Linked DNA regions of Homo sapiens: region 2 is linked to region 1. The links are chromatin loops, found by intact Hi-C in ENCODE. Cell type or tissue: psoas muscle. All regions are shown on one strand.

Region 1 (8,000 bases):
TTTCTTAACTTTTGAAGTGTATGCACATAATACCTTTCATAATAGAATAGTTGTGTTCCCATTGTTTCCATGCCTTTCTATATCCACTCTCCTTGACTTTTCAGTTCCTCTCATTAAGAATAGAGACTATTTCCTCATTCCTTGAAACTGGGCCAAGAAAATGCTTCAGAAGTAGTTGCGTGCCAGTGCCAAGAGTGAGCCATGAGAGGATTCACATGCCTCCACTCACTCATTTGGCACCTGCTTGAAACTAGCTAGGGTTAGCCTGCTGGAGAGGCAATATCCACTCTTGTGTGCCCAGGTGACCAAACTCTACACCTATGAATGAGGCCACCCTAGACTAGTAAGTCCTAGAAATCTGCCAACTTACCGCAGACTCGTTAGCAAGCCCATTTATGATCACCTGAGCCTGGTCCAGACCACAGTTACCCAACCAAGACAAAGACTTGTGAGTTAAACAAATTATTGTTTCAAGCCACTCAGTTTCAGGGCAGTTAGTCATACAGTTATAGCAAACTGATACAGGTACTACATAGGTTGTTGTGAAGATTAAATGAAAAAAATATGTAATGCACTTACTGCAGTGCCTAACATATAGTAGATTCTTAATGGATTGTTGCTACTTTTATTATCATCATACCAAAATGATCTGTTTTTATGTTAATGAAGTAATAGTTCATGACAGTGCTTTTTCTAATATTTCTTTCTGAAGGCTGTATTAGTCAGGATATAAATGACAAATACAAATCAACTTAAATTTTAAAAGGAGTGGTTCATTAGCACTGATGTCAGACAGACTGAGATCCAGACCTCAATATCACCATTTCTCCCCTATCTTCCCTGTCTCTCTTTGTGTTGGCCTCATTCTTACTATTGCAGACAGGCTTTCTCTACAAGAGATAAAGTCAGCCATCCTCAGCTATTCTTCTAGTGCCAGGAACATAGAAGCAACAGCAATTTTCCCTATTGACTCCAATATAGAAAAGTCCCAGACAAGGGCTCCAATTGGCCCAGCTTGAGTCACGTGTTAATACCTGAACCAACCACAGCAGCCAAGGAGGTGGGGCTCTCTGTCCACATCACTTCATGTGCTGACCCTGTATAAACAGGGAGAAAGCAGAGTCTGCACTGAAGACATAGAAAAGAAGGGGGAAATGTGCTCAGTTGCCAAAGACAATACTACCAGAAGCCTGGAATAATAAATTATGCTATGGCCACCCTCCAATTCACCCCTTATTATCACTGGACTGGATCTTTGGACTTGAAGCCTATAGTCCACTAAGGCAGAAAATAAACTGCCTTCAGAAACAGAATTCAGGGCTCTGTGCCTACTTTTCTCCCTATAATCATTCCTTAAAATTATTTTAACCACCCTGATATGGAGCAGCCCTGGGAATATGAGGGAAATCAACCCAATAGATATGTACTTTTAAGGAAAAGCATTTTATTATACTTAACTTCCCATTCTTTTACCAACATACAAATATTCTTATTGCACTCTCATAGAGCTTTTGGTGTTCTAGACACTGAGATTTTATTTTATTTATTTTGAGACAGTGTCTCACCCTGTTGTCCAGACTGGAGTACAGTGGTGCAATCACGGCTCACTGCAACCTTGACCTCCCAGGGCTTAGATGATCCTCCCACCTCAGTTTCCCAAGTAGCTGGGACTACAGGTGTGTGCCACCACACTCAGCTAATTTTTTGTAGAGATGAGTTTTGCCAAGTTGCCCAGGCTGGTCTTGAACTCCTGGGCCCAAGCAATCTGCCAGCCTCAACTTCTTAAACTGATGGGATTACAAGTATGAGCCACCGCGCCTGGTCTTGGTTGGATACAGAGATTTTAGAGGCTTTACTGGCCATGGCTGAATTTACACCTAATCCTCAAAGATGATATCTTTTGTGAGCTGGATCGTAGGATTGTAGAGATAGAAGAAAACCTAGAGGTCATTTATATCTAAATTGGGTGAAAGTAGCAATGACATCCCAGGTGATAGACATTGGGGCCATGGGTGTTGCAATTGTTGCTACTGCTGTTATAGTTGAATGTGTGACATAAATGTCACATGTATGAATATGTAATCTTGTGCCCATGCCCCACTTGAGGTTATAGCACCTAGAATTGAAAAGAGGGTAGTCCAGCCTGCAGGAGAAGAGGGAGGGGATCCCCTCACTCCTTTGCCATGCCACACTTTTTAATCAATGAAACCTAAGTTAACATTAACTTTGTTTAAAAAAAGTAAGTTAATTCTGGCTGTGCGTGGTGGTGACTCATGCTTGTAATCCCGGCACTTTGGGAGGCCGAGGTGGGCGTATCACTTGAGGTCAGGAGTTTGAGACCAGCCTGGCCAACATGGCGAAACCCTGTCCCTACTAAAAATACAAAAATTAGCCAGGCGTGGTGGCACAAACCTGTAATCCCAGCTACTTGGGAGGCTGAGGTGGGAGAATCACTTGAACCTGGGAGGTGGAGGTTGCAGTGAGCCAAGATCACATTGCTGCACTCCAGCCTGGGCAACAGAGTGAGGTTATATAAAGTGTGGTTCATCTTAATTTGATAACGGAGATTTTATGTAAAATCTCTTCTGCACCACCATTTTAGAGATCTTACTTGAAGTGCTGACTTGTCAATGACAGAGATACTGAAGAAACTGCTAAATGAATGCTATTTGAGATGGAGATTTTGTATTTTTATGAATCAAAATAAATAAATAAAAATAAGTTAACTCTGCTGACAGCCATTGTACACAACTGATTTATACTATCTTCACTGCCAACTACATTTCCTGTCTTCTTCAGATTTGTCACAGCTACTTATCCTGTATACATGCTATTGACTTTAGGACACATGTAGTGGCCTTTACATGTAGTCTCTTTAAAACAATTCTTGCTATACTACCAAGTTTAACCAGCCTAAGACTTAGGATCTTGATTTGACCATTTAATTTATTCTATTTAATTTCACATCATCCCAAATTTGATAAACGTGCATACAACATCCTCAACCAAATCACTGTAAAAAGAATTAAAGAAAAAGGCCAAGAACAACCCTAGACACATTCCTCCATTTGATATCAATCTATTAAATAGCTATTGAGACAATTATCAATATACATAATTACACTTACATCCCAGCCCCAATATCACTTCATCCAGAAGTGTATTATGAGAGACCTTCTGAAGTGCCTTGTTCAAACTCAGATTTCCAAGTTCTCTGCCCTTTCTAGGTCTGGAGGTCTGGACACCCTGTTAAAGAAAAAAGTTTGCTGTGACAAGTGTCAAACCCAATCTGGCTTCTCATGAAGTAGGTGCTACTGCCTCTAGGGACTACTCACCCATTCATCTGATAGGGTCTTACAGAATCGAGACCACATTCACTATTGTAGACCAAAGTTTATTGAAATTACTACTCCCCCTTTTTAGAAATGTCAAGCATCGCGATCCTCAAACTTCTGCCTTTCAGCCATTCTTGGGCTCACCATGATTTCTGGGAAGGTTTCATATTCTCAATTTCAAGTTCAGAAATATAACTCACCCATTTGACAGACTTCAGATCTCTAATGGAACAGCTGCAATTCTCTTTCAGTGGCTAAAACCAAATACTAACATTAATACATGAACAGCCCACTCATTAGAAACCCAGGTTTTGTGTTTAGTGCTGTTTGAGTAATTCTGTGTCCCACAGGAGCAGAGGATCTTCCAACGCTGTTTGCGCTCCCCAAAGACTCTTGCACCATCAAGCTAACAGCAAGGTTACTGACGGAAACAGATTTTTCTAAAAATATCCTTGGCAATGTGTGGACATGAAACACATGCCACATATATTTAGTCATAAAAATATAAAAAATTTATTTTTGTCTAGCAACTATTTATTTCCAGATGTGTGACTAAGCACAGCAACCAAATCATACCTGACTTAAAAAAAAATTAAGACCAGTCGAGCTGCCTAACCACAGAAGAAAGGTCTATTAATAATTTAACCCTCGTTGCTACTGGCAAGCTGGCTGCAGACTGAAGCACCAGCTTTATCCTCCTGGTTAGCTTAGAACATAGAGTCTGCAGTACAGGAATCTTACCACTCAAAGATGTTTCATACTTGTCTGAATTGGAATGCATAAGATGTAACCTTAACAGGTCTTTTCTATTAATTAGACGAGACTTTTATTTAAAGAAAAGCCTCACCTTGGAAAAACAAGTATGAAAAATATAAAAACCAGGTTTAAAACACCTGGAAAATGTGGTGATTCTACTCCAATATGACTATTCAGTTGTTCATTTATTCCAATTAAAGTGTAATCCTGTAATGTGTAAAGTGTAATGTGCTGCTCTAAATTAGTGTGGGTTTTGTGCTTGGCTTGTACTGCCACCTGGTGGTTTTCTACATGTAGTAACATCAGACCCAGGAATGTCTTGAATTAGTATTCATTTAGCAGTCTATTCAGTATCTCTGTCATTGACAAGTCAGCACTTCAAGTACGATCTATAAAATGGTGGTGGAGAAGAGATTTTACATAAAATCTGTGTTATCAAATTAAGACAAACCACACCTTATTTAATCACATCATTTTTATGTGAACACATTTAGCATAAAGATTAGCAAATCTGAGCCGGGTGCGGTGACTCACGCCTGTAATCCCAGCACTTTGGGAGGCCGAGGCAGGCGGATCACCTGAGGTCAGGAGTTCGAGACCAGCCTGGCCAACATAGTGAAACCCCTTCTCTACTAAAAGTACAAAAATTAGCCGGGTGTGGTGGCATGTGCCTGTGGTCTCAGCTACTTGGGAGGCTGAGGCAGTAGAATCACGAACCCGGGAGGCAAAGGCTGCAGTAAGCCAAGACTGCACCACTGCACTCCAGCCTGGGCAACAGAACGAGACTCTGTCTCAAGAAAAAAAAAAAAAAGATTAGCAAATCCATAATGAAAATTCCATAAGAGAAAAAAATTTAAGGGTAATTACACCCCCAAAATAAGAAAAAAATGAATGAAAAAGACAAGGCCTTTCCAAATATAGGCCTACCTGGCTTTTGATAAAAACAGGCCTAGCGCGGTGGCTCACGCCTGTAATGCCAGCATTACAGCATTTGAGACCAGCCTGGCCAACGTGGTGAAACCTTGTCTCTACTAAAAATACAAAAATTAGCTGGGCAAAATGGCACATGACTTTAGTCCCAGCTACTTGGGAAGCTGAGGCAGGAGAATTGCATGAACCCAGGAGGTGGAGGCTGCAGTGAGCTGAGATGGTGCCACTGCACTCCAGCCTGGGTGACAGAGTGAAAAAACAAAAATAAATTAAAAAATAAACGCAAACACCAGAAAATTGGGAGTTAAATAGTATTACTATAATATAATAGTATTACTATATAATATAATAATATAATAGTATTACTATATAATATAATAATATAATAGTATTACTATATAATATAATAATATAATAGTATTACTATATAATATAATAATATAGTTTAGTAGTATTACTATACAAAAGTAGTTTCCATAGGTTTCTTTGATATGTTTTAGAATTCATGTTTCTCTTTTGTGAAATGTCTCTTTTTGACTTTGGCTCTGATGATTTCCCAGTGTTCATATGGATAAATGTGAATATTTTAAAATTAGGGTTATATTTCTTTTAATTACATTTATTATAAGAATTTTACCAATTGATACATGGAATTTTCTTTAATTATTACTTTAGTGACAGAACAGTTTTAGATTTTCCCAAATCAAGACTACCAATTATTTTCTTATTCCATTTTTTTATTTATTTTTTAAATACATTTTATTCTGAAAGGTAATATTTGTTTTGAAAGGTAACACTTTCTCATGGTTCAAAAGGGAAGAAAAGTCTCTGTTACTTCATCATTCATTGTAACCAGTTTCTTGCCACCTCTGAGAAACAGCCATTGATTTTTATGTTTAGTAAGTTTTTTTTACAATAAAATATTTTCACTTAGCCTTTCTATCGTGATTTTTTCCATTTAATTTTTAAACTACATAGACATTATTTTGCTTTTTAATATCAAGTAAATCTCTTTTTTGTTTTTTCCAAATGGCAAATCACTGTTGCCAGCAATGTGTGTTGGATAAGTCCTCCCTCCTCTGCTGATTTGGGATATTTACTTTAAGACTAAGGTCCAGCATACACTAAGAACTGTTTCTGAGTTATATCTTCCATTTCATTGACAGGGAATGCCTGTGCAATTACCATGCTAATTTAATTATCTTGTAAAATTCAGAATATTTCATATCTAGTATTTTAAAAGGAGTTAATACTCCTTCACTACTATTTTTCTAAATTGTTCTGGGTGAATTTGTGCAGCAGCAATAGAAAAAGAATTGTTCTGGCTATTCTCATCATCTTATTATTTTAAACGAACTACTGAATATAATTTTGTCAGGTTCCCAAAGAATTAGATCAAGTTACTTTAAGAAAGAGACTCTGGCCAGGCACAGTGGCTTATGCCTGTAATCCCAGCACTTTGGGATGCTGAGACAGGAGGATCATTTGAGGTCAGGACTTGAGCCTGACCACATGATGAAACACTGTCTCTACTAAAAATACAAAAATATTAGCCAGGCGTGGTGGCACGTGCCTGTATTCCCAGCTACTTGGGAGGCTGAGGCAGGAGAATCGCGTGAACCTGGGAGGCAGAGGTTACAGTGAGCTGAGATCGCGCCACTGCACTCCAGCCTGGGCAACAGACCGAGACTCCATTTCAAAAAGAAAAAGAGAGACTTTGTGAGCACTCTAAATTATGAATTATTTTGGAAAGAATTGTTACGTTTATACATAGCTTGTTAGTTGAAAAAGCAGGATTAGTGATAAGCCCTTCTAATGTTCTTAAACTGGATAGTTTTTCAAGGAACAAATTGAAAAAACCTCAAAAGGTGCTTTGTGCCTGCAATATGGCAGTAGAGCTACGCAGAGAAATCCTATAATTCAGAACAAATAAAAATACTGGATAAAATATTTTAAAATATTGTTCTAAATGCGTGTCTGAGTTGGCTGAAAAATATGGGACGTCCTGAGAGGCCACAAATAAAAAATAACAGGAATCCAAAGCAAGTTCTGGAGCTGGGATTTGCCTGGGACATTTGCTCACCCCAGTGGCTTATTGCTTAGGCTTCATAGGGCCACTTGGGAGTTAGGAGATAAGACATGAGGCCTGTGCAAAATGTGATAGGATTATGACCCACGCATAACGTCTGTTCCCTGAAAGGTAACATCCTCAGTAAGTGAATGGAAAGGAGGGAGATCACCCTACAGAAGAGAAACAGTAGGGATGATTAGCCTATGTAGTATGAAAAATGATAAAACAGGGAGGAAAGTTTTCCTTGAAAATGACTAACACCAGCCCTCCCTCATGTAGGATGGGGTAAGAATTTACACTTATGTGTAGTCTGAGTGCTCCCAAGTCAGTGATACTCCAAGTACTCAGCAAAAACAAACATAAAGGCTTTCTAGAGGAACAGACTCAAATGGTTATCACAAATTAATTTCCAAACAACATCAGTTCACATTGAAAAAGAAAATGACAAACCCACGAGAAAATGGGCAACAAGTGACAGTCAGCTAAAACAGAGTTAGACCCTGTCAATCAGAGTATCAGAGTATTGAATAGTGTGTTTCATCTATTTCAAGACATAAAAGAGGGTGCATAACAAAAAAGCAAAAGATATCCTAAATTACCTACATCTTTGAAAAAAAACAAAGGGAACTCCTAGAAAAATAATGTATAATAACTGACATTAAAAACTCAGTATTAACAGCTGAAAAGAGAATTAGTGAGTTGGAAGATAAAGCTGAAGAAGACAAACACCAAGTCTCTGATTCAGGAATCCCAGTTAATCATAGCTAGGTTAAATAAAAAGAAACTCACATCTACTCATATTGTAATAAAATTCAGATCATCCAAGAAAAAGAGAAGAAAAGACAGATTATTTGGCAAGGAACAACCATTAGACTGACCTGTGACTTTTTCCATAAAATGTAAGGCAT
Region 2 (8,000 bases), 410 kb before region 1:
AACTTAGGTTTTGGACAAATGAAGAGTTCAATGGCTGTTAATTGTCACAGGCAAGAAAAGAAGGAAAACCAAAAGTTGATAAATGTTAACTCAACAATTATAGTCTTTACACAGCTTGCCTTAAAACTGCTCCAGTTCAGACTTACTCTGTTCAAAAGTGAATATACAGAACGTTAGTGTATCTCTCTATTTAAATCTCAGTCTCAGTACTAATCTTCTACCTCCATGAAACATACACAACAAAACAAAAGGAAGAGCTAGGGATTTGGGAAGAGGCACTTCCAGAAAAAAAGAAAGTGACGATTATTTCAGATTTGAATTTACCATTTTTACCATTTTTTCTGTTTCAAGGTCCCAGATAATATACATTTCTTCATTAATTATTCATTTTCTGAGTGCCTACTATGGCTGGAGTACTCTATTCGATTTCAAGCTTAGAGAGAGATTGAAACAGAAACAGTAACAGTCCCTGCCCATCTCACCCTTCATTAACTTGCTGTGTGGAAGACAAGCATACAGACTGGACCCTCATGAGGCAATGGTAGTAGGGCCCACAGGGAGGTGTGCTACTGAAGCACCCTGAGGGCCTGGAGCCCACCATGCCCGTGGAGAGAGGTGCTCCTGAGGAGACAGAGTTCTGTGCGTTCTCCCTATGGAGTCCTGCATTTACTAGATTTCAATCCTCTTCCCCTGACTGATTTCAATCCACACACCCTCCCACTATTTTTTTTTTTTTTAAATAATAATAGGCTTTCTGCCCCAACTAAAGGAATTTTAGGCTTCTGCAACAAGTGGAGGAGGCATTTTGAAGATGGGACACAAAGAAGTCTTCTTTCTCCAGATCCAGAAGTCAGGCCTTGTAAGAATTCAAGCCAAAAAAAGTTCATCCATGGGAAAAACGGTTCTTCTATCATCCAGCACGTATTTGTGCCAACAGAGCTGAGGGACTTGAGTAATTCAAGAGGCTAGGGGTTGGGGGGCAGATGTGTCCAGTGGCTCCCACAGCCCCGCCGTCCTGAAAGTCACGCCAGTTAATGTGCCTCGGGGTGGATCAGCCCTCCCGACAGATGACTACTAGGAAATTAATCCCCAGTTAATAATGTGCTTTGGACCAAGTAAGTCAAGATTATTTTTCCTACAATTATACAAAGATATGCTTTTCCAGAAGGGAACTTCTGGAAAAAGAACAAATAACACTATGCTTAAAATATTATTCACATATTTAGAGAAGAAAGAACTTAAAATAGCAGAAGACCTGAATACCATGATCCACGGTGCCCACCCCTGGGAGCATGTCTTTGTGTGAGACAAGACCTAGCACAGCAGGGCTGGCTTTCTAAGGGTACGGTGAGGCACCACTGAACTCATCAAGGAACTATGCCTAGTCTTGCCCCTCTGGTTTATGTCACCAGTATCAAAGAGAGAGGACCTCTGGATGCCTGAATGAGGCAAGAACTAATGTGAAGGCCTCAGCTGCCTTAAGAGAATTATGCCCTGATCTGGCACAGTGACGAATGTCTGTGGTTATACTGCTCGTGCCGCTGGTGTGCTGCTGGTGAGGTGGTGGGGTGTGGGTGTCTTTTAAGGAAAGCGCTACTATTTTAGCTCTCTTCCACTCCAGCTCTACAAATCAGTGCAAGTCTAGTTCAGGCAGGGTCAAACCATTTTGTTCACCTACTTTCCTGCCAGTGATTTCAACCTTGACCTTCAAAAATGCTCTGCAAGATTAAAAGTGATTTAAGATTGTTTTCTTTCAGTGCAAACTGCCAGTTGATACAACCTCTTCAGTTTCTGCCTGCCAGTATAAGATAGGGAATTGTTGATACTATTTAGTGTAAATAAAATAATTTCTTAAACATTGAAATACCAGTAACAGCTGGGGGAGGACTCACCGTTAGTCAATTACACTTATGAAACTTTCAAATAGAAATTTTATTTTCAGTGGATTCTGTTTTTCTTTCTTAACTGCAAAATCAGCAAGTCATTGGTTAAAAAGTATACTCTCCCCGCTTGAAGTCAAACAAGTATTCACCCTAAGAGGCAAAGTCCAGTATCTACAGTAAAAACTGGTAAGTAGTTGTTATTGTTTGTTTCAGAAATTATGCTAAAATCTAAAATATAAATTTTACAAATTTTCTTGAGGCAGAGAACTGCCACACCTAAGATGTCAGAACAATGAAACCACGTTTATAAAAAATGGTTTTTAGGCTCAAAAATTAGAAGAAAGAAATGTAACAGTTTTTTTGTTCCTCCCTTTTGCTTCATGGATAATCTTATCAGACCTTCAGACTTCATTAGCAGACAATTAATAGTCATCATACTTTTAAGAAATCTTTTAGTTTGATCATTGTATTTGAGTTTGTCTAACCAGAAATGGAACAGACTTAAAACCTGTAAACTGTACTTTGATAAACTGATTCCATGTTTTAAATGAAAATTTTTCATTTATGAAGGAAGATAATGTGAACTTTAAGTCATAGGACTTTAGGATATTTTTTAAAAGTACATTATTTCCAAGGTCATCATAGTATCAGATTAATGGATTGTTATAGCAGCCTATAATGGGTATTCAAATGAAAAAGCTCTGATATTTTAAAACAATTGTTTCTATATTGAAAATAGTGTTAACAATATGGCATCTAAGGATCTTACCTTAGGAAGCCTTCCCTCCATGTCCTTGTTTGGAAATGGTTCTTGACTGACCCAGACAAAGAGTTCTGGGTAATAAACCTATAGAGACACAAAAGCATACACATTCAGATTAAAAACAGGATCCACTCTGAAACTACACGGGATAACCTTAATGAGCTCAATTCTCCTCAATGGTTACTTATTCCCGACTACCACTTAGAGCACTGGGGAAACCATTAACTCTTTCAAACTGTTAGTGTGCTTCTGAACACGCACTGCACTCAGGAGAGTTTCAGCTCGATGTCTTCCAAGATTAAGTCCAATAAAGCAGAGATATCAATCAATGTTATTTTTAGCAGGCAAAGTAGCAGCTTCATGGTATGTCTGGCTGAGTGCACTAAGTCATCGGGGAGGTCTAACTTTCAAAGGATTCTATAAGTATCCTTGCAAAACTCCATCAAACACTGTTAAGGGTTATTCTGATCATTTATTAGAAGGCCAAAGATTATGAATAAAATAAAAGAGGAAAGAAAGCAGCAGCCCAGATTCTCTCCAAGTCCATGTGGCCAGTGACAACACATTCTGCCCAGCTGCCTGAAACAGCCAAGTGTCTGAGGGAGGGGCGGGAGATAGGTGTCATCACCATGAATGATTCAGAGAATACTAGCTGATGAATTCGGTGGTGGGAGGGGGTGGAGCGAGGGAGTGGAACTGAGTAACTCTTCTTTAAATATACAAAGGATGATTAGCATAAGGTTGCCGACCAGCTGTTCTCCATCTTCAAGTAATGACAGGAGAGGGGAAAGGCCTTAAAATTACAACTAAGATTTGGGTCAGCTCTAAGGAAGAACTCAGCATAAGAATTGTCAAATTACTAAAAGAAATTAGAGAAAAACTGTGAAATCTTCTTTAAAAAATTTAGAAACAGAATCCAACAACCATCTGTCAGGGCTAATTCACATTTAATATAGTTCTGATTGAAAGCAGAGTGAAATTAGGTAAGATTCCCTCCAGATCAGATTCTCCAAATTCTGCAATAAATAAGCCTCACATTTAATAAACAACAATTAAGAGTCACACCTCATTAACAGATTAACAAACAGACTTAGATGTGTGTTTACATTTTGGTTTTGGAAGCCGTAATTGAGGTAACCTAATCATTGAGTTGACTGTAATGCTTGGTATACCCCGATCAATCCATTTTGTCAGGGAATCTAGGGTAGGAAATGTAGATGGCTAAGTGTGTTCACTCTTCGGAATAATTGAACAGTAACTAACTATCTTTGCTCTACACCAGTGACATTTGTAGCACATCCTAGCTTACAAAGCAATTTTGCATACATTACTTAATTTGTCCTGATGATAAGCCAATAATATTGGTCTTATCATTAAACAAATGAAGAAATTGAAACTCAAAAAGGTCGACTTGCCCCAAGTCACACAGGTAGTGTAGGGTAGGACTGAAACTCACACTAGGTTTCCAGATTCTAAACTTCAGTTCCTTCCACTATCCTGCTGCCCTCGCATTATCCCAGAATGCAAATCGCCTACCACCACTCCCTCAAAATTATACCAGTCCACAGCCGCCACCCACGTTTGGGTCTTAAAGAGAGCTCATTCTGCAAGAGCTAGAACTATTTTCTTTTTGGACTGGGTCTGTTTTCTGAGCCATGTGGTTCCCCTCACCCCAACCACCTTACTTTTCCACATATTCCTCTCCTGTGCCCAGCTCCTTCAGAAAGTAATCCACCATCTGCCTTGTTTGGGACAAGCAGCCACTTCTGACATTTCCTTTATCCAGGAATGGGTGAAGAAAACAAAATAATCTCAAATACACAAGCTTTTTTCAGACTTATAACAAAGTCACAGCACACAAAAGCCCAGTTTGGGCTCAACTTTAGGGGACCCCAAGTTTGAATCTACTGTTAAATTCACTTCATATAAATGGATATAAAGTGATTACATTTCTATATTACCACTTTAAAAATCATATTTCAAGTACAGTCTTAAAATATTAGTGAGAAATTAAGTTCTGTTGGAAACCAAAAACGTTGATAAAAGTACATGTAAAAACTTTGTAGGCACAGGAAGCAAAGAAAAGCAAGGTCAGGTAAGTATTGTCATTCTTGCGTTCTTGTGCTTTTCTGGGATATTCCATTTTAACGAAATGACACTGCTTTAACATTTAACTTCTAAGCATCATTACTAAAACCACCAAAGTCTAATTTGTAGGGGAAAATAGCTTGCCTTTCAGAAATTATTACACCTATTCTAACAATCTGTTGTTCTAAGAACTCTCCATTTGCTAAAAAAAAAAAAAACAAAAACAAAAACAAAAAAAAAGCCAATGACTTTTGCCAAAGAACTTGGGAACATGAATATCTGACAGCAAAACACACATGACTAAGGAAACTTTCTCCCTTACTTCATATTTGTTACACTGACCAAGGCTTTTTTTTTCACTATTAGGCATTTTTAGCACATTAGGCATTTTTTAGTATTTGAATCATCAAGTAATCATTGTATACTTTTAGAAAAATGAACGTTGCTTTGGCCTTCTGGTAGTTTTCCAATCTCCTTCAAAGTCAGAACCTTAAGCCAAAAATGGCAGGGACAGAGGAGTCTCAGTTACATTCTTAAAACCTGCTTGGCTGGTATCTAAGAACTCAGCATATCCCTAGACATAGTACCTAAAGGAGATATTTAAACTTTTCATTTTTTTAAGCACAGCTAGTTTTAAGAAACCGTGGTAAATTACTGGAAACAAATATGATCTATCTGCATTACAGCATTGTTCTTTCTTATACCTGCAGTATTTTGAGACTCTAAAGTGAAGAGCTTAAGAGAAAAGATCTATTGACAATCATTAATTACCTTTGCTCTCAAATGATTCAGACCTGACCTTTGGTATTCCGCAAGGGCCTGAACTTCCATTCCATTCCCAGTGCTGGATGTGGAGAATGGGTGATCCCAAGCAACAATCATTTGCCTTTCTGTCAAAAGCTGTCTCGGTTTAAATGTACTGTATTTTCTTTGCCTCTTCTTCTCATCGGAACATGTTCTAGTCTACTCGCCAGGTGCTACTTCTGGCAGTCAGAAATAGTGCCACTTTTCAACTTCAAGTTTCTTACCAACCTTTTTTGCATTCATGCAGCAAGAGTTCATGAAATAGCTGCAAAGTGCTGGACACTGTTAGGTTGTGGGAATTGCAAGAGAAACAGAGTTTCTGCCTTCTAGATGCTCACGTCTGGGGGTGGGGCAGGTACAGCAGGGGTGATCAATCCACAAAAATTTACTTTTAAAAATGTGTTATGGGCTGACTTGTATCACCTCAAAATTCATATGGGGAAGTCCTAACCACCAATACCTCAGAATGTGATTGTATTTGGAAACAGGATCTTTGCAGAGGCAATTAAGTTAAAATAAGGACATCATCAGGGTGGGCCCTAATCTCAAGTGACCCATGTCCTTCTAAGAAGAGATTAGGACACAGATACACAGAGGAAAGACCATATGAAGACACAGGGAGAAGACAGCCATCTACAAGCCCAGAAGGGAGGCCTCAGAAGAAACCAACCCTGCCAACATCTTGATCTCAGACTTCCAGCGTCCAGATTGTTAGAAAATAAATTTCTGTTGTGTAAGCTGCCCAGTCTGTGGCACTTTGTTATGGCAGCCCTCGCAAACTAAACACAGTGTGCTTTTTAAGGGCAACAACAAAAAAGAAATATATAGGTTAAGTCAAATGTAATAGCTGCTGGAACATCTATCAACAGACTAAACAACAAACAAAACCAACATTTAGCATAATATCCAGTAGTGCTGTCAACAAAGGAAATGGGGGTGGCAGTGAGCACATCTGGGAGGGCATTTGATGGCTGTCAGAATCAGCCAAGGAAGATGATAGAAGGGTGAGGGATAAGTGCAGAATAAGCTCCATGCAGGCAAGTGGCCCTGTAGCCAGGTCTCCCTGCAGCTCCTAGGGGCCACAGCAGTAACAAGACCCACATGAACCCATGAGTTTCTGTGCCCTCAGTTTTCTAACTAGTTCAGAATATTAGGAACTGACAATGACCCTATCACTGAAGCTTTTGAGTGCTGATAATATGAGGGTCAGAAAACTGGTAAGCTGATCCATCTATCTAGAGTCCATCTGTGCTTGCTGAACTGTAAAGCTGCCCATTCTTCTTGGTGCTCATCAACTGACACTCCAAACATGGACACGTGGCTGATACTGCATTCCATTCATTCATTGTCTGAATTCAAGTTTGTGTTTTTCATGAAGGCCAATTAAATTAACTTTCTTTTTGACACTTCATTGAATTCTCTATTGTTGTTTCGGTGGTTTGCATCTAGAAAATTTAAGCGTTCTGGGTATGGGAATACCTCAAAACTGTTGTTTCATTAAACAAACCAAAGTTTGCATTAATCTTCACAAAAAGTATGTCTTCTTTTAAAACTGCTTTTTCCATGTATACAATAAACAATTGTTTTTGCCCAAATAAAATCCTCAAAACCCTCTAGAATACTATTCTTCCAGAAGTCTATTAGAAAATCAGAAAAGCAAATCGTACCTTCAACAATTGAGAAAACAAAAATGCTAGTTAAAAAAAAAAAAGTAGAGGGAAGGAAAATTTTGTTACTTTAATTTGGAGAATATGCAACAGTTTTGTTTGAATTCTGGGGAAGTTTGAGTGTTTATACTTGTCACTGAATATATTGGTTAATGCATCTTTTTCTATGATGCTATATTTATCTCACTGACAATTAGGTTGAAAAACAACAGAACGTCATAAAGAACCACACTGGTTTAAAATATACTAATCATGACTTGTATTTAGATATCCTTGATCAATTCTTAGGAAATACCAATTTTATGCTTTTGGGTATAATTAATATACTTAAACCCACTATATATTTAAATATTACTTATAGTGAAAATGTGCTATTTCGTACTGATTCTCTTGAATGTATTGATAGTTGGGTAAGTTTCAATATTCTATCACAGCATACAAATTGGAAATAAAATACTCAGGGTTTTGTCCCTCCCTTCCTTCTTTCCTTTCTTTTGAGGCTTGTTTTACTCTTTGGACAGTGCATCATGAAAAATAACTGCATTTTTAAAGTCTATAAAGTAATTAGCTCACCGGTAATTATTGCTTAGTATAAACTATTATTAATAGCTGACAACTAGTGCTCCAAATGAGAAAAATGAAATGTGGGAAAATTCAGAGACCAGTCCCCCAAGGTCCTAAAAAATATGCAAACTAGATTATTGCTTAAATTATTTTTCAAACACTTTTTAAGCTTTTCATTTCAAAATTTGCTATTTATTTTTCAATGGCATGGTCCAAATACAGAATCAATCT

The links. Peaks named below come from ENCODE experiments on the same cell type or tissue, not always from the same donor. Only the 100,000 strongest peaks of a DNase experiment are listed, where the experiment ranks them.
Region 2: a loop joins it to region 1, with 4 times the contacts of the local background. A loop is called at or near these places in 5 of 110 quality-filtered maps.

Annotation. Positions count from the first base shown.
Region 1 is chr5:112,142,753-112,150,752 of GRCh38, forward strand. It overlaps a transcript of EPB41L4A not described here. Among named protein-coding and RNA genes, the nearest start is that of EPB41L4A-AS1, 14 kb to the right of the region's middle. In psoas muscle, a CTCF peak has its summit at 4,365 (motif pointing left); a DNase peak (open chromatin) is centred at 3,719; H3K27ac peaks cover 1,569 bases.
Region 2 is chr5:111,732,778-111,740,777 of GRCh38, forward strand. NREP (neuronal regeneration related protein) reads right to left here. Exons shown (of 4, transcript NM_004772.4): 3 at 2,653-2,730. STARD4-AS1 (STARD4 antisense RNA 1) reads left to right here. Exons shown (of 7, transcript NR_040093.1): 6 at 1-2,069; 7 at 5,527-6,949. Among named protein-coding and RNA genes, the nearest start is that of NREP, 20 kb to the right of the region's middle. In psoas muscle, no CTCF peak of the experiment used is centred here; a DNase peak (open chromatin) is centred at 3,294; H3K4me3 peaks cover 716 bases; H3K27ac peaks cover 4,270 bases.